2 separate regions of the Homo sapiens genome follow, and region 1 is linked to region 2. A link is a contact called in ENCODE Hi-C or POLR2A ChIA-PET data. All regions are on one chromosome and are shown on one strand. Each heading gives the region's core, a stretch centred on a gene start or an enhancer-like site at or near the end of the contact. The rest is flanking DNA. Distances are from core to core; before and after follow the strand shown. Region 1 holds the start of SCMH1 (Scm polycomb group protein homolog 1). Region 2 overlaps SLC2A1 (solute carrier family 2 member 1).

Region 1 (7,404 bases), core at 2,811-5,310, 1.7 Mb after region 2:
TCCAAACTGTGATTCCAATCTATGACGTTTTCTTGGCCATTACTGTGTGCCAGGAGGTCTTTCTACTTTATTTTCTTTCAGTCTTCAATAATCTGGTGAGGTAGGTGTCATTTCTTCCATTTTATAGATGAGGATATAAGCCATCTGGTAAGGCACTTTGAGAATAAGTTAAAGTCACAATTCCAGAGCATAAAGCAAACTTGTGATCAACTGATACCTTTAGATCATTCGTACATCAACTGCTGTAAAGTTATTATTTTTTCCAGTTACCGGCTAGTGACAGGCTTAAGGGAAACTGAGGACAAAGAATCAGTACCTTTAGAAGGGTGTGAAACCAAAGCATACAGAAAAGGCAGGTTGGATTAATGACCACCTTCCTAACAATAACAGCCTTTATCTAGGAGCTCAGAGACTGGAATGTCTTAACCACACAGCTTCCTGGAACTATTTTTACTTTGTATTTTACAAGAGGAGAAAGAGCAGAAGCGTCTTAGATAAACAACAAGGTTTGGGCTCAGCACATGTCTGAATCTGAACAGCCAGTGGGGCCCTGTGGTCACAAGGCAGATAATAAGGAGGTTGCCTCTTTGGTCTGTGGCTTGGGTCTGAAAGGGTCCTACTGTGCACATTCATTCTATAAATATAGACTGATCACCAAATGTGTTCCAGGTATGGTGCGAGGTGCTGTGGATGTAATGAAGAACAAAGACAGAGTTCCAATCTGTGGAGCTTACAGTCAGGTGAAAGATAAGCATAAATGAAAATGATATGCACAGATCCTAGTAAATGCAATGATGAATGAAGGTGCCAGGCTACAAGGAGAGCGAAAGGAGGGGCATTTAATTTATCCTGGGGTGAGGATGGAAGAGAAGGTATCAGAGGAAGTTCCTGGGGAAGGTAGTCTTAATTGATGTGTAGGACTTAATGTGGTGAAGGCTCTTATGTATTTCAATGCATCCCCCCCACACCCCGCAACACACATACTTTCTTTAAGCATCAGAAACCATCTTTCCCATTTCCTTTACCAACTCTTCTACTGGGTCATCAACAACATGAAAAAAAACAAAAACAAAAAACAAAACAAAAACTACTGTTTTTGTCAGTTCTGTCAGTGCCAGAATAATCACTCCTTTTTGCTGTAATGTAATGTAGAAAAGAGCAGACCTGGGGTTTCCTAGCATACCTCCTTTAAAAAAAAATTACATCCTGATTAACTTGCCTATTTCTTCCCTCTCCATTGCCTCTGTATTTCTTGGCTTCCCCACACCTGTAACCCAAAGGTCACAGGGTCTGTCATAGCCCAATTCCACTCTCCAGTTGCCTCTTGGTTTTTAACCCCCCTTATTAAAATCCAAACATTAAGCAACTAATAACACCCATGTGTAATTAGTTGTTTAATTGAACAGCACAGAACTGTTAATACATTATGCTGTGCCCTGGAATATTAAGTGGAATAAAAGCAAAGTACTATATTCAAGGAAACTACAGTCTGACTTAAAATACTACAATGGGAAACATTTCACACAGAGATTTTTACCAAGTGACAGTGGAGAGGAGGGAGAAATGAGTTCTTCCTGAGAAGTGTCAGAGAAGTTCTGAGCTGGATCTAAAAAAGAAGCAGGAGGCTGGGTGTGGTGGCTCACGCCTGTAATCCCAGCACTTTGGGAGGCCAAGGAGGGCGGATCACAAGGTCAGGAGATTGAGACCATCCTGGCTAACATGGTGAAACGCTGTCTCTACTAAAAATACAAAAAATTAGCTGGGCGTGGTGGCAGGCGCCTGTAGTCCCACCTACTCAGGAGGCTGAGGCAGGAGAATGGCGTGAACCCGGAAGATGGAGCTTGCAGTGAGCCGAGATCATGCCACTGCACTCCAAACTGGATGACAGAGCGAGACTCCATCTCAAAAAAAAAAAAAAGCAGGAATCCAAAGGACAATATGCATAATATTTATTTATTTTTAGCAGATGTGGGAATATCTCCCTCATGCCAAGCCTTATCTAAGGCTACAGGTGTGAATAAGGTTCCTGATCTCAAGACGCTTTCAGCCTAGAAAAGAGGTTTAGAAATATACTCCAATAATGGCAACATATATGGTGCCATGGACAGAGTTACAGAACAAACTGCTAGGGGAATTCATAGAGAAAATGTTCAAGAGAACATTTCTCACTGGACGTAGTAGGCAGAATTCTAAGGTAGCTTCCTAGATTAACCTTCATGTACACCTTCTGCATAGTCCCTGGGACAGTGGCTATGATGAATTTTACTCCTGTGATTAGGGTATGTGATGTGGCACAGGTGATCTTAAAGTAGGAAGATTATCTAGGTGGGTCTGACCTAATTACAAGTCTTTTAAAAGCTCATAGTGTTCTCTGACTGGTTGAAGAAGGGAAATCAGAGATATTTAAAGAATGAGAGGGAGTGACATGAGAAAGGTTCTCTGTTGATGAGATAAAAGGGATCACGTGGCAAGGACCTGAGAGTGGTCCCCAACAGAGAGCTGGCAAAACAGTGTAGCTGTGGGATCCTAGTCCTACAGGGACATGAATTCTGCCAACAGCCCGAAGGAGCCTGGGGCAGACCTTTCCCTCGTGGAGGTGCTAGACATCTTGATTTCAGCCTATGACACCACGAGCAGAAAACCCAGCCACACCATGCCAGTTTTCCGACCTACACAACTGTGAGTAAATCAATGGGTGTTGCTTTAAGCTGCAAAATTTGTGCCAATTTGTTATGCAGGAATAGAAAACTAATATGAGCACTTACAACACTGTGCTCTCATTAGCTATTGACATAATAGTTTCCCCAAATATGGGCTCCTTAGATTTAGGCTCTAATTATCCTTGTAACCTCAGGGCTCTTCATGAGACAGGTACTCCCCAAAACGCCATGGAATGAAAGTTTAAATTAGACAACAGGGATGCAGATCAGAACCTGGATAGATTCTGACCATTTCCATTTCTCAAGAATGGGCAGACGGATACTGACACCAATACCAGGATACAAGGAGGCGGCCCCCCTTCAGTCCAAAGCTCTAAGACCTATTCTAGAGGCAAGGCAAGTAATCCAGGCTCAGCTGCCCCATCTGCTGCTCCAGCCTTGCTTAAGTGGACTTCCCTCCAAGGAACATTGTTCACAGAAGGATCATTAACAAGACATTCCTGTGTGACCTGAGGATTGCCATGTTCTAAATGATGCCCACACCCACTCCACATCCAGCTCAGCAGAGGTCTCGGGATTTATATTGCACTGTATTTTCAAGCAGCCAAAACAGAAGTCAAGACGTCAGTTTCCTAAGCTGCTAAAATGATGTGGTGGTTAAACCAATTGTGTGCCAGGCGCAGTGGCTCACGCCTGTAGTCCCAGCGCTTTGGGAGGCTGACGCAGGAGGATCACTTGAGCCCAGTAATTTGAGGTTACAGTGAGCTATGATGGCGCCACTGCACTCCGACCTTGGGGACAAAGTGAGGCTCCATCTCTAACAAAACAAAAATAGAATTGTGTAGCCAACATGGCTGGTGGGCCTGGAAGAATGAGCCTGTGCATTGTACCTGGCCCATCACGGGCTCAGTGCGTACTCGTTGAAGGGATCACCACAGGGAGGACCGAGGACGCTGACACTCCCTAGGGCATCCAAGCACCAACTCATCTCTCACCTACCCTCCGGGTGCAGTGCTATCGTGTTGGAGAAGAGGCCCCTGGGTGGCTGTGCGAAGTAACTCGCCCAAGGTCACCACACGGCCAGCCACTAGCCCGGCGGGAGTCGCCCGAGGCGAGGCCCACGTCAGCCGGTCTTGGGGGCCCGACCGGTGGCTCCTCCACCAGCCCCACGCGGCCTCAGAGCGGGCTACTGGCGTCCTCGAGATTCGAACCCGAGTCCTCGGCCTCGTCCCCGCCCTCGCGCCCTCTCAGGCCTCAGTTTTCCCATCTACAGGACGCAGACCGGAGAGCTGGTCCGGGCGCCAACTGGGCCCCCGGACCCGGGTCGGCAGGCCGGCGGGGTACGGCCGGGCCGGGTTCCCGCGCGCCCTCCCTCCTCCAGCGCGCCGCCCCGCCCCCCGCGCGAGCCCAACGGCCGAGGCGCGCGCCACCTCGCAGCGGGAGGCGCGGGGGAGGGGCCGGGGGAGCCCCCGCCCCGCCCCCCGCCTCAGCCGCCACCGCCAGCTCGGTGGAGCCCCCCGCCGCCCGCCCGCCGCTCTCCCGAGCCGCCCGCCCGCCCCCTTCCCGCGTCTCCGCTCCCTCCCTGCGCAGCGGAAACATGGCGGCGGGAAGAGAGTGAGCCGCCCCGCGCCCCCGCCGCGCCCTCAGGTAAGCGCCTCGCGGCCGCCTCCGCCCGCCTAAGAGCTCGTGCCCTGAGGGGCCGCCTGGGGCCAGAAGGCGGTGGCGGGACCTGCGCAGCCGCTGCGCCTGCTCCCCCGGGCCGGGGTCAGCCTGTCCGTCTGTCTGGCCGGCCTGCCAGTCTGTGGTCCGCGCGGGGCTGGGCCCTTTCTCGGCCGTGTCAGCCCGGCCCCGAGCCCGGAGGCCGGCTCTGCATCTGCGGTCGGGCGGGCGGGGCCCACGGTCCGGTCGCGGCCCTGACGCCGCCAGGACTGCCCGGGGGCCCCGGCACGGGAAACCCAAGGCCGGGGGCCCTTTGGAGGGTCGGCGTGGGGGCGGTCCGTATAGGTCGCCGTGTCTGGCCGGCGGGGCCGGGTGGGCCGGGGCAGGCTGGCTGGGGGCCGAGGGCCGGGCGGCGGCGCGACCCCGTCTGCGCGGGTCAGTCGGTCCCCTCCGGCGCCAGAGGTGGGAATGCCTGTGATTCTGGCTGGCCGGGTCCCGGTTCGGGGAAGGCAGAGACAGAGGTCGACGGGGCGGCGTGGCCCCCACCGAGAGCTGGGGCGCCTAGGGCCCGGAGCTGTCAGCAGCGTCCTGGGGGCTGGGCCCCGGCTGGCCGACTCACGTGTGCCGCCTGCCCCAGTGCCCCGCCGGAAACGGGCAGGGAGAGCGGCCCCGCACCGAAGTGAGCCACAGCGGCCCTGGGGGCCAGACACGTGGGCACAGTTGTGTGCCAGCCCGAGAGCATCGAAAGTGGTATCCAGCCGATGGGTGAACCCCGGAATATCTCCTGACTGGAAGAGAATTTAAAAGTCATCTAGGGGCGCTTTCTCCCATCCCATGCCAAAGTGACTTTGAAAATCCCCAAATCCCCCCGATAATTTGACGAGCCCGTTTGGAACCTCTTCCAGTGATCCGAAGCGAATCTCTTTAAAGGAAACCCATTCTGTTCCTGGACACATTTGGTTATAAGTTGAAAGAAACAGCTGGCTCCCATCCTTCCTAGTTCTTTTCCCTTATGGGAAGCTGTTAAGATATCTGAAGATAGTAATCATGTCCCCTGAGTCTTCACTTCCACTTTCTTCAGTTGTCTCTCATCTGCTGTGGTTCTCTAAACTGTCCTCTGGATGAGCTTTAGTTTCCCCCATCCCCTTAAAGGAGAGTTTCTTAAAAGTGATCCTGGAGACAAAACGTAGTAAGTTTCTCTAAGAAACAGCCCCAAGGATTGACCTGCTTAAATCAAAAGTACTCTAGATTCCCTTCCTCATTTCTGTACTGTATTTTGAACTTAAAAAAAAAAAAAAAAGAAAACATTTAGTAGTGTTTGTTCAAACAAACTAAAAGACATCTTATTTTGTGGAAATTTGGGGGTTTCCTTCCTTTTAAAAAATGTCTATAAACACTTTATCAAATGTTGCTAACTAATGTACATCAAAATGTTTTGTTGAAGTGTAATGTGCCAGGCAAATAGAATAGCTCTTTTTTTTTTTTTAAACTCTGAAAAGGATTGAGACCTAGTTTAGTGCCAAACTGCAATTTTAATATTTGGTTGCAGAGGGAAATGCTTTATTACATTGAACTCTTTGCTCTAGTTCTAACTGCCAGCAGGAGGCCCAAAATTACTATGAAAGAGAACACTTTTTGTTGCTTACTTACCAACCTCCTAAACTCTTGCCTAAGCAACTCTGCAGGTTAGTAATGTTTTAAGCCCAGTAGAGATGAGATGGCCTTGTAGATAAAAGGCCAGGCTCTTACATCTGGGATCCTGTTTAAGTACTAAGCAAAGTTTCAGTGTTTTTACAACTTAGACAAGCACATACCAGCAGTCAGAATTGGTTCTTTATTTTTGTTCTTAAGCCTTCATTTTTTAAATTGGTCAATAGTTTTGAACTTTGTAGCACATATGTCAAGTTTTGATTTTAGGTATGTTTGTGCAAATGTTGTTCCCTTTTATGTAAGTTGGGTAAACATTTGCATAGCACCATTCTCAATGGAACTATACAGATCCAGAGGAAAGGCCCTGATTCCTTCCTTGCAAAGGACTTGGAGTGAAAGGTAGAGGATACTTAACTATGAGAAAGAATTGATGTGAATATCCCACTGAAAATTTAAACTTAGGGCTGGATGCAGGGGCTCATGCCTATAATCCCAGCACTTTGGGAAGCTGAGGCAGGCAACTCTTTGAGGCCAGGAGTTCTGGACCAGCCTGGGCTACGTAGCAAGACCCTGTCTCTACAAAAAATAAAAATAAAAATATAGCTGGGCATGATGGTGTATGTCTGTAGTCTCAGCTACTCAGGAGGCTGAGGCAGGAGGACCGTTTGAGTCAAGGAGTTTGAGGCTTCAGTGAGCCATGATCACGCCATAGCAAGTGACAGAATGAGACCCCATCTTTTAAAAAAGAAAAGAAAATTGGTATGTTCTAACCTTCACTGTACACTTATGTACCTACTATGGGTCAAGCACTATGCTATGTACTGTGCTCAGCTGGGTTTACAAAGATTTCCAATCTTGTGGAGCTGGTAAATTAGATGCTTAAATAGATTATCTCAGAATAAAAGATGAGAACTACGCATAGCTGAGATATACAAGGTGAGAGTAAAGGTTGCCCAAAGGTGAGGGCACTTAGACTAGCCTAGGAGTTAAAGGAAGGCTTTGGGAAGAGATGATATCTGACCCAAATCTTAAATGGTAGGTAGGAGTAAGTGAGGCAAACATGAGCAGAAAGCGTCCTTCAAACAGAGAAAACAGCTTGAGCAAAGGCATCAATGTGAGAAAAGGAATGGCTTGCGTAGAGAACCACAAACAGTTTGGGACTGCTAGGAATATAACAATAAGTGATGAGTTGTAAGGCTGGAAATACAGTCAGAGGCCATGTCGTGGTGGACCTTGTATGCATAAGTATCCTAAAATCAATTCAGTAGGTGTTTTTTTTTTATTTTTATTTAATCACTGGAAGGTGTCTATCAGACATGGTTGAAGTAACATTTTTAAAATGTGGTCATAGGGATGAAGAGAAAGAAATGAATCTGAGAAAATGTATAAGGCTTTAATGATTGATTGTATGTGCAGGTGAGAGGGTGAGGAGTCC
Region 2 (7,390 bases), core at 586-3,085:
TTTTGAAATGCTTGTGGATTGAGGGTAGGAGGTTTGGATGGGAGTGAGACAGAAGTAAGTGGGGTTGCAACCACTGCAACGGCTTAGACTTCGACTCAGGATCCAGTCCCTTACACGTACCTCTCATCAGTGTCCTCTTGCTCAAAAATCTGTTTGATCCCTGTTACCCAGAGAATATATACATTCTTTATCTTGACATTCAAGGCATTTCTATCACATATTTGATAGTTGGTGTTCAAAAAAACACTAGTTTTGTGCCAGCCGTGATGCTCAGGCTTGAAATGCATTATTTTGAATGTGAAGTAAATACTGTACCTTTATTGGACAGGCTCAAAGAGGTTATGTGCCTGAAGTCGCACAGTGAATAAGCTAAAACACCTGCTTTTAACAATGGTACCATACAACCACTACTCCATTAACTCCACCCACCTCCTGCACCCCTCCCCACACACACAAAATGAACCACGTTCTTTGTATGGGCCCAATGAGCTGTCAAGCTGCCCTGTGTTCATTTCATTTGGAATTGCCCCCTCTGGTTCCTCTGTATACTACTGCTTCATCTCTAAAGACAGCTCATCCTCCTCCTTCACCCCTGAATTTCCAGAGCACTTCATCTGCTCCTTCATCACAAGTCCAGTTTTCTGCCACTAGTCTGAATTTCATGAGAAGATGCCGATTTGGTTCCTGTGGGTCCTCAGCACTATTCAGTACAGTGCTTGATGCACAGCAGGCACTCAGAAAATACTGGAGGAAATAAAACACCAAAGATATTTGTCTCTAGAGGCTCAGCTGACAAAATCTGGGAGAAGTTTGCTTTTGTAACTACAGGCAGGCTTTTTTCTCCCTGACATGAAGAGGGGTTGTAAGAAGGGTGTGAGAAAGGAAAACTGGTACTTAGCAAATGGAAATACCTATATGTATTACCATTAGGTATAAAGAATCTATGAGGACATCCATCTGCATCTCAACAAAGAAGAGCAGGTTGCGAAGAATATGCCCTGCCTGAGCCTGGGGACAGGGCGGTTAACTGGTGAAGGGCTGAGGCCAGATGAAAGGAAGCCTTATCGTGTGCTCCCAAAAGACTTCTGTTGAAAGGAGTTATCCGGGTCCCCGTGCGGGAGGGGGTGCGGGGGCAGGGCAAGAAGGAGAGGCCGGGGGCCCAGGTATCTTACTCCTACGACGCTGCTCACTCAGGGCTGTCCCCACTGGACCAGAAAGGAAACAGACGGGGTGGGGTGGGGTGGGGTGGGGTGGGGATGGGTGGGAGCCCCGCGCCGGTGGCCGGACGCGAGGACTACAAGGCGGATGGCGGGCGGAGCTCATTCACACTCGAGGGCCCAGAACGTTGGCAGAGCCAGGCAGCACCCGAGCCCCGCCCCGGCCCAGAGGTTCAGACCCCGGTCTGAAAAGGCCCGACAATCCACTCGCAGCTGCCTCCCGCCCTGGGTCAGTATCGACGTCCCCGAGCACCGCCATTTCCCAAACTGCAAAATGTCAGCGCAGGCGCAGGGAAGCCGGCCCGCCCTCAGCGTGGTCCAGAGTGCCGCGACGGCACAGCTGCCGGTCGGTCCCCTGACGCCTTTCCTCTAGGGGCCGCAATCCACCCCGGGGTAGAAGATTTGGGGCCAAGGTTCGGCCGCCTACTGCCGGGGTCGATGGCGCATCCTCTCCAGACCTCACAGCGGTCCCCTAAGCCGGGCCACCGGCGGCGCACGGACACGATTGGGGATGGGCGGGGCCAGGTGGTTTCTCCACCAATCAGAGGCGCATTGTTGGGCCCGACGAGGGGCGGGCTCCAAGACTCCACCAATCACACCCTGGCGGTTCCAGGCGCTGGCCCTTGGGGACGACCTGGGCGCCTGCTTGCCAGGCGATGCGGTTTACTCTGGAGGGGGTGACGGTGACTTGTGTATCGCTGGGCATCCCTGGGGACGTAGCTCACCCGGGTTCCTATCCCGCGTAAGGTGACGTCTACGGTTTCTGACGAAAAGGGGTAAATAGATAACGGGACTGTTCTCCAGGCCACCATCTTTTCCCAGCAGTGCTTAGTTGTTTCACTGACAGTGTTATGAGATCTTTCATTTGAAATCTTAGGCGCAAAATCTCCTCTCCCTGGAAGCCTTCTGGATCAGGTTTTCCCGGGAACACTACATCGGCTTGTATTTCCTCCATCAAAGCGCTCTCCACGCTGTACCGGAATTGAGTGTCTTTCCACCACATTGGGGGCGGGGGCGGGGACGAGGGCGGGGGTTGGGGGGGTAGGGCAGCTGCCGCAGGAACAGGACTGAGCCATTCCTTGGTCCCCACTTCCCACCACAGACTCTGGTCAGGATTATTGAATGAATGAAGTAGAATTTAGAAGCCAAGAAGTTCTGAAATCTGAATTCTTACAGTGCAATTTTAGGTAGACGATCTGACAATTCAGGATGTATTTAATAATAGGGAAAGGATATCATTCTTTTCTGTCAACTACATTTTTAATGACCCCTTTTTCATTCTGTGATTTTTATTTCATAAGTCTCCTACAGTTCTGGTCCGTCTGTCCATTGCAATTGCTGGGCCTACTGCTGGCCACTCATCACCTCTCCCAGGATCACTGCAACTGCCTTCTCACTGATCTCTGTGCTTCCTGCTTCCTCCTCATTCTCCACACTGCAATCGATGATCTTCCTAAAATTCAAATCTAGTTATGTCTCTCTCCTACTTAAAAACCTTCCTGGGTTCCTCATTTCTCTCAGGATAATGTCTGTGTTTCTTAACCTGAAAATTCAAGTCATTCATGATCAAGCTCTCGACCTCACCACTGCCCCCACTCAACCCCAACCCTATCCTCCAGCCATCCATCCACTCTGTTCTCTGATCACGTTCTCCTTCTCCTCTGGGCCTCTGAAGTTTCCTCCGAAGAGACTGCCCTCCCACCTACTCCTGTTATCCACTAGGTGATCACACCCCACCACAGCTCAAGGAGTGAGAGAACAGAAGCTGCTAGTTGGGAGTCTGGCTCATCCATTCATTGGCACATTCCTGCCAACTAGTGGCTGTTTTGTGAACATTTTGATCAGGGCAGGGTTTAACCTCACACTTTCAGGGTTTCAGAGATACTACGTTGCTTTGGAGGGAACCCTTGACTGGTCCTACTACAACAAATCCATCTGGTAACCCTGACCCTGGCTTCCCAAATGATCTTCCTAAAAATGTGTTCTGACCACATTATTCTGTGGGTTAATACTCCCCACTTTCTCATGATAAAGCCCAAATTCCTTAACCACATTCTGGCCTTTGCAGACCTTATCTTCCAATACACTCCTTCCACACCCTAATCTCCAGTGAAGCTTGATGTACTCTATGTTCCCAGGACAACTCCTCACCCTAAAACTTTTTGTTCAATCCCCTTTCTCCTGGTCTGCCTTTGGTCTCTCCATAAGATTATCTGATATCAAAATACCAAATTAGCTGTCACTTTCTCTATGAAGCATTTGCTCAATTCTTTGAACCATTACCTAACTGAGTACACACTTGTTGCCACGTTTTCTCCTCAGTTGTGCTGGGTCTTGGAAAAAATATGGTTTCTGGAGTCAGAAATAGCTGATTTAAGATTCCTGCACTGCTATTTAGCTGAATAATCTTGGGCAAGTCACTTCACCTTTCTGATCTTCTGTTTCTTTTCTGTTGTAATATTAAAATGAAATAATATATATTGTAATGCAGATATCGGCTGGAGTTACATCATCTTCCCCCTTCCAAATGTTTCAGAAAGTCTGGTAATCACCCCCAAGGTTTCTGTGAATTCCCAGGGATCTTTTGTTTTCTTTCTTTCTTTTTTTGACACGGAGTCTCCCTCTGTCACCCAGGCTGGAGTGCAGTGGTACCATCTCGGCTCACTGCAACCTCCACCTCCCGGGTTCAAGCAGTTCTCTGCCTGAGCCTCCCAAGTAGCTGGGATTACAGGCCCCCACCACCACACCCCACTAATTTTTGTATTTTTAGTAGAGACAGGGTTTCACCATGTTGGCCAGGCTGGTCTTGAACTCCTGACCTCGTGACCTCATGATCCACCTGCCTCGGCCTCCCAAAGTGTTGGGATTACAGGCATGAGCCACCACGCCTGGCCCCCAGAGATCTTTTATATATTTTTTTTTTTTTTTTTTTTTGAGACAGAGTTTTGCTCCTGTCATCCCTTGGCCTCTTTCCCAGCTCAGGCTTTGGGCCCAAACTCCAACCAGCTTGCCCAGTCCCCACTTTGCTTGTCAAAGGCCTTGACTAATGCTTTGAAATGACAGCTGGTAAGGACCTGTCAATTTACTTGGGCTTTCCTTTACCCAGTTTTTATCAGGGAGCAGGGGAATCACAAATTTCCCCTTAAAATGTGCGATCTCTTACAAAAGTTATTCCATACACGTTTGCATGAAGCAATGGATGAGAAGACTTAAGCGTGTTTATTAAGTGGTAATGGATTTCCTTTGTTCTTGGACTCACTGTTTTTGTCCTAGTCTCCTCATAAAGGACTGGATCCCAGTGCGTCACAATTGTCATGGACAAAGAGCTTGATTTTGAATTATGGTTCAAGAGGAAGGTGGTTTTGACCCCAACCTAGGATATCAGTTTTTCCATCTTCTGCCACTGTCTCAAAACGAATTCCACATCTCTGTCTTTCTTCTAGAGTAGTTATCTTCAAATTTTTTTGCTCACATACTTCCTAAAAGAATTTTGAGGCCAGGCCTGGTGGTTCACACCTGTAATCTCAGCACTTTGGGAGACCAAGGAGGGTGGATCACTTGGGCTCAGGAGTTTGAGACCAGCCTGGACAACATGGCGAAACCCTGTCTCTACAAAAAATACAAGAGTTAGTTGAGTGTGGTGGTGCATGCCCATAGTCCCAGCTACTCAGGAGGCTGAGGTGGGAGGATTGCTTGAGGCCAGGAGGTCAAGGTTGCAATGTGTGAGCTATGATCACACCACTGTACTCCAGCCTGGGAGACAAAGCAAGAACTTGTCTCAAAAAAAAAAAAAAAAAGAATTTGAAAAACTATCTCTTTGCTTATTTTTAGATTGAAGTTACAAATTTGTCTTCTTAAATTCAAATATTTGCAGGAGATTTAATTTCTGATATGTGATATTGTCATTTTATTTTATTTTATTATTTTTTGAGATGCTGTCTCTCTGTGTCCCCAGGCTGGAGTGCAGTGGCATGATCTCGACTCACTGCAACCTCCACCTCCTGGGTTCAAGCAGTTCTCCTGCCTCAGCATCCTGAGTAACTGGGATTATAGGTGCCTGCCACCATGCCAGGCTAATTTTTGTAATTTCTTTTAGTAGAGACGGGGTTTAATCATACTGTCCCGGCTGGTCTCGAACTCCTGACCTCAAATGATCCACCTGCCTCGGCCTCCCAAGGTGCTGGGATTACTGGCATGAGCCACCGTGTCAGGCTGATATTGTCATTTTACAATAAAACTCTTACATTACTCTTCTTTATATATTCAAACAATATACCACAGTGTTACTATATCCATATCCACAAAATAGGAGATTTTGTATATATATTATTAGATTTATACATAAGTATTTCAATATGGGGGGTGCTAATATAATGGTAGTATGTTTTAATTTCCACTTGTTCATTGCTGGCATATAGAAAGCAAATGACTTTTGTATATTAACCTTGTATCCTGCAATGTTGCTATAATTAATTGCTTATTAGTTCCAGTGGTTATTTTGTAGATACTTTTGGATTTTCTATATAGACGATCATGTCATCAGCCAACAACAACAGTTTAATTTCATCATTACCAATCAGTATACCTTTTATTTCATTTTGTTGTCTTGTTGCATAAGCTAGGACTTCCAATACAGTGTTGGAAAGGAATAGTGAAGAGGACATCCTTGCCTTGTTCCTGATCTTAGCAACAATAATGCTTCACATTTTTCACCATTAAGTATAATATTTAGCTGTAGGTTTTTTGTAAACATTCTTTAATCAAGTTGAGGAAGTTTCCCTCTATTTCTAGTTTCCTGAGAGTTTTTATCAGGAATGAATGATGGATATTGTGAAATACTTTTTCTTTCTTTCTTTTTTTTTTTTTTTTGAGACAGACTCTCACTCTGTTGCCCAGGCTGGAGTGCAGTGGTGCAATCTCAGCTCACTGCAACCTCCGCCTCCCAGTTCAAGTGATTCTCCTGCCTCAGCCTCCTGAGTAGCTGGGAGTACAGGTGTGCACCACCACACCCAGCTAATTTTTGTTTTTTAGTAGAGATGGGGTTTCACCATGTTGGCCAGGCTAGTCTCGAACTCCTGACCTCAAGTGATTCATCCGCCTCGGCCTCCCAAAGTGCTGAGATTGCAGGTGAGAGCCACCACGCCCAGTCCTGTGAAATACTTTTTCTGTATGCACTGATATGACCATGTGATTTTTCTTCCTCCTCTTCTTCTTCTTCTCCTTTTCTGTCTTCCTTTTCTTCTTCTCCTTTTTTTTTTTTTTTTTTTTTTTTTGAGACAGAGTCTCACTCTGTCACCCAGGCTGGAGTGCAGTGGCGCGATCTCGGCTCACTGTAGCCTCTGCCTCCCAGGTTCAAGCAATTCTCCTGCCTCAGCCTCCCAAGTAGCTGGGACTACAGGCACATGCCAACATGCCCGGCTAATTTTTTGTATTTTTAGTAGAGATGGGGTTTCAACGCGTTAGCCAGGATGGTCTCCATCTCCTGACCTTGTGATCTGCCCGCCTTGGCCTCCTGAAGTGTTGGGATTACAGGCGTGAGCCACCACGCCTGGCCTTTGATTTTTCTTCTTTAGCCCGTTGATGTAATTACATATAGATTACATTAATTGAGGGTTGTTTTTTCAGGTTTTGTTTTTGTTTTTGTTTTGTTTTTAAGACAGACTCTCTCTTTGTCACCCAGGCTGGAGTGCAATGGGGCAATCTCAGCTCACTGCAACCTCTGCCTCCTGTGTTCAAGCAATTCTCCTGCCTCAGCCTCCGGAGTAGCTGGGATTACAGGTGCCCACCACCACACCCAGCTAATTTTTGTATTTTGGTAGAGATAGGGTTTGGCCATGTTGGCCTGGCTGGTCTCAAACTCCTGACCTCAGGTGATCTGCCTGCCTCAGCCTCCCAAAGTGCTGGGATTACAGGCGTGAGCCACCACGCCCAGCCAATTGTGTTTTTAATGTTGAACCAGGCTTGCATGCCTGGAATAAATCACATTTGGTCATGTATATAATTTTTTTAATGCATCATTGGGTGTGCTTTGCTAATATTTTGTTAAGGATTTTTGCATTTATTTTCATGAGAGATACTTGTCTGTAGTTTTCTTTTAAATTTATTTATTTATTTTAAATTGACAAATCGATTTGTAGTTTTCTTGTAATGTATTTGTCTGGTTTTAATATTAG

What was found. Hi-C counts contacts between places; a loop is a spot of excess contacts on that map. ChIA-PET counts read pairs that join two places held with the same protein, here RNA polymerase II (POLR2A). Pooled maps may share reads with other maps.
Region 1: a loop to region 2 is called in a pooled map, with 4 times the contacts of the local background. The contact joins the promoter of SCMH1 here to the enhancer-like site in region 2. A Hi-C loop is called at or near these places in 5 of 50 pooled maps. POLR2A ChIA-PET finds 5 or more read pairs at or near these places in 2 of 52 experiments (activated CD4-positive, alpha-beta T cell and activated naive CD8-positive, alpha-beta T cell).

What each region holds. Positions count from the first base shown.
Region 1 is chr1:41,238,962-41,246,365 of GRCh38, reverse strand. SCMH1 (Scm polycomb group protein homolog 1) reads left to right here and starts at 4,060. Exons shown (of 16, transcript NM_001394311.1): 1 at 4,060-4,307. SCMH1-DT (SCMH1 divergent transcript) reads right to left here and starts at 4,008. Exons shown (of 3, transcript NR_186015.1): 1 at 3,660-4,008. RefSeq lists silencers at 3,750-4,149, 4,190-4,739, 4,840-4,999 and an enhancer at 5,320-5,499.
Region 2 is chr1:42,918,761-42,926,150 of GRCh38, reverse strand. It overlaps SLC2A1 (solute carrier family 2 member 1), which reads left to right. Exons shown (of 10, transcript NM_006516.4): 10 at 1-798. Among named protein-coding and RNA genes, the nearest start is that of SLC2A1, 36 kb to the left of the region's middle. RefSeq lists enhancers at 1,469-1,558, 1,979-2,108, 2,765-2,884. Within about 2 kb of position 1,835, at least 39 of the 41 ENCODE cell types and tissues checked have a DNase peak (open chromatin) inside an H3K27ac peak, as active enhancers do.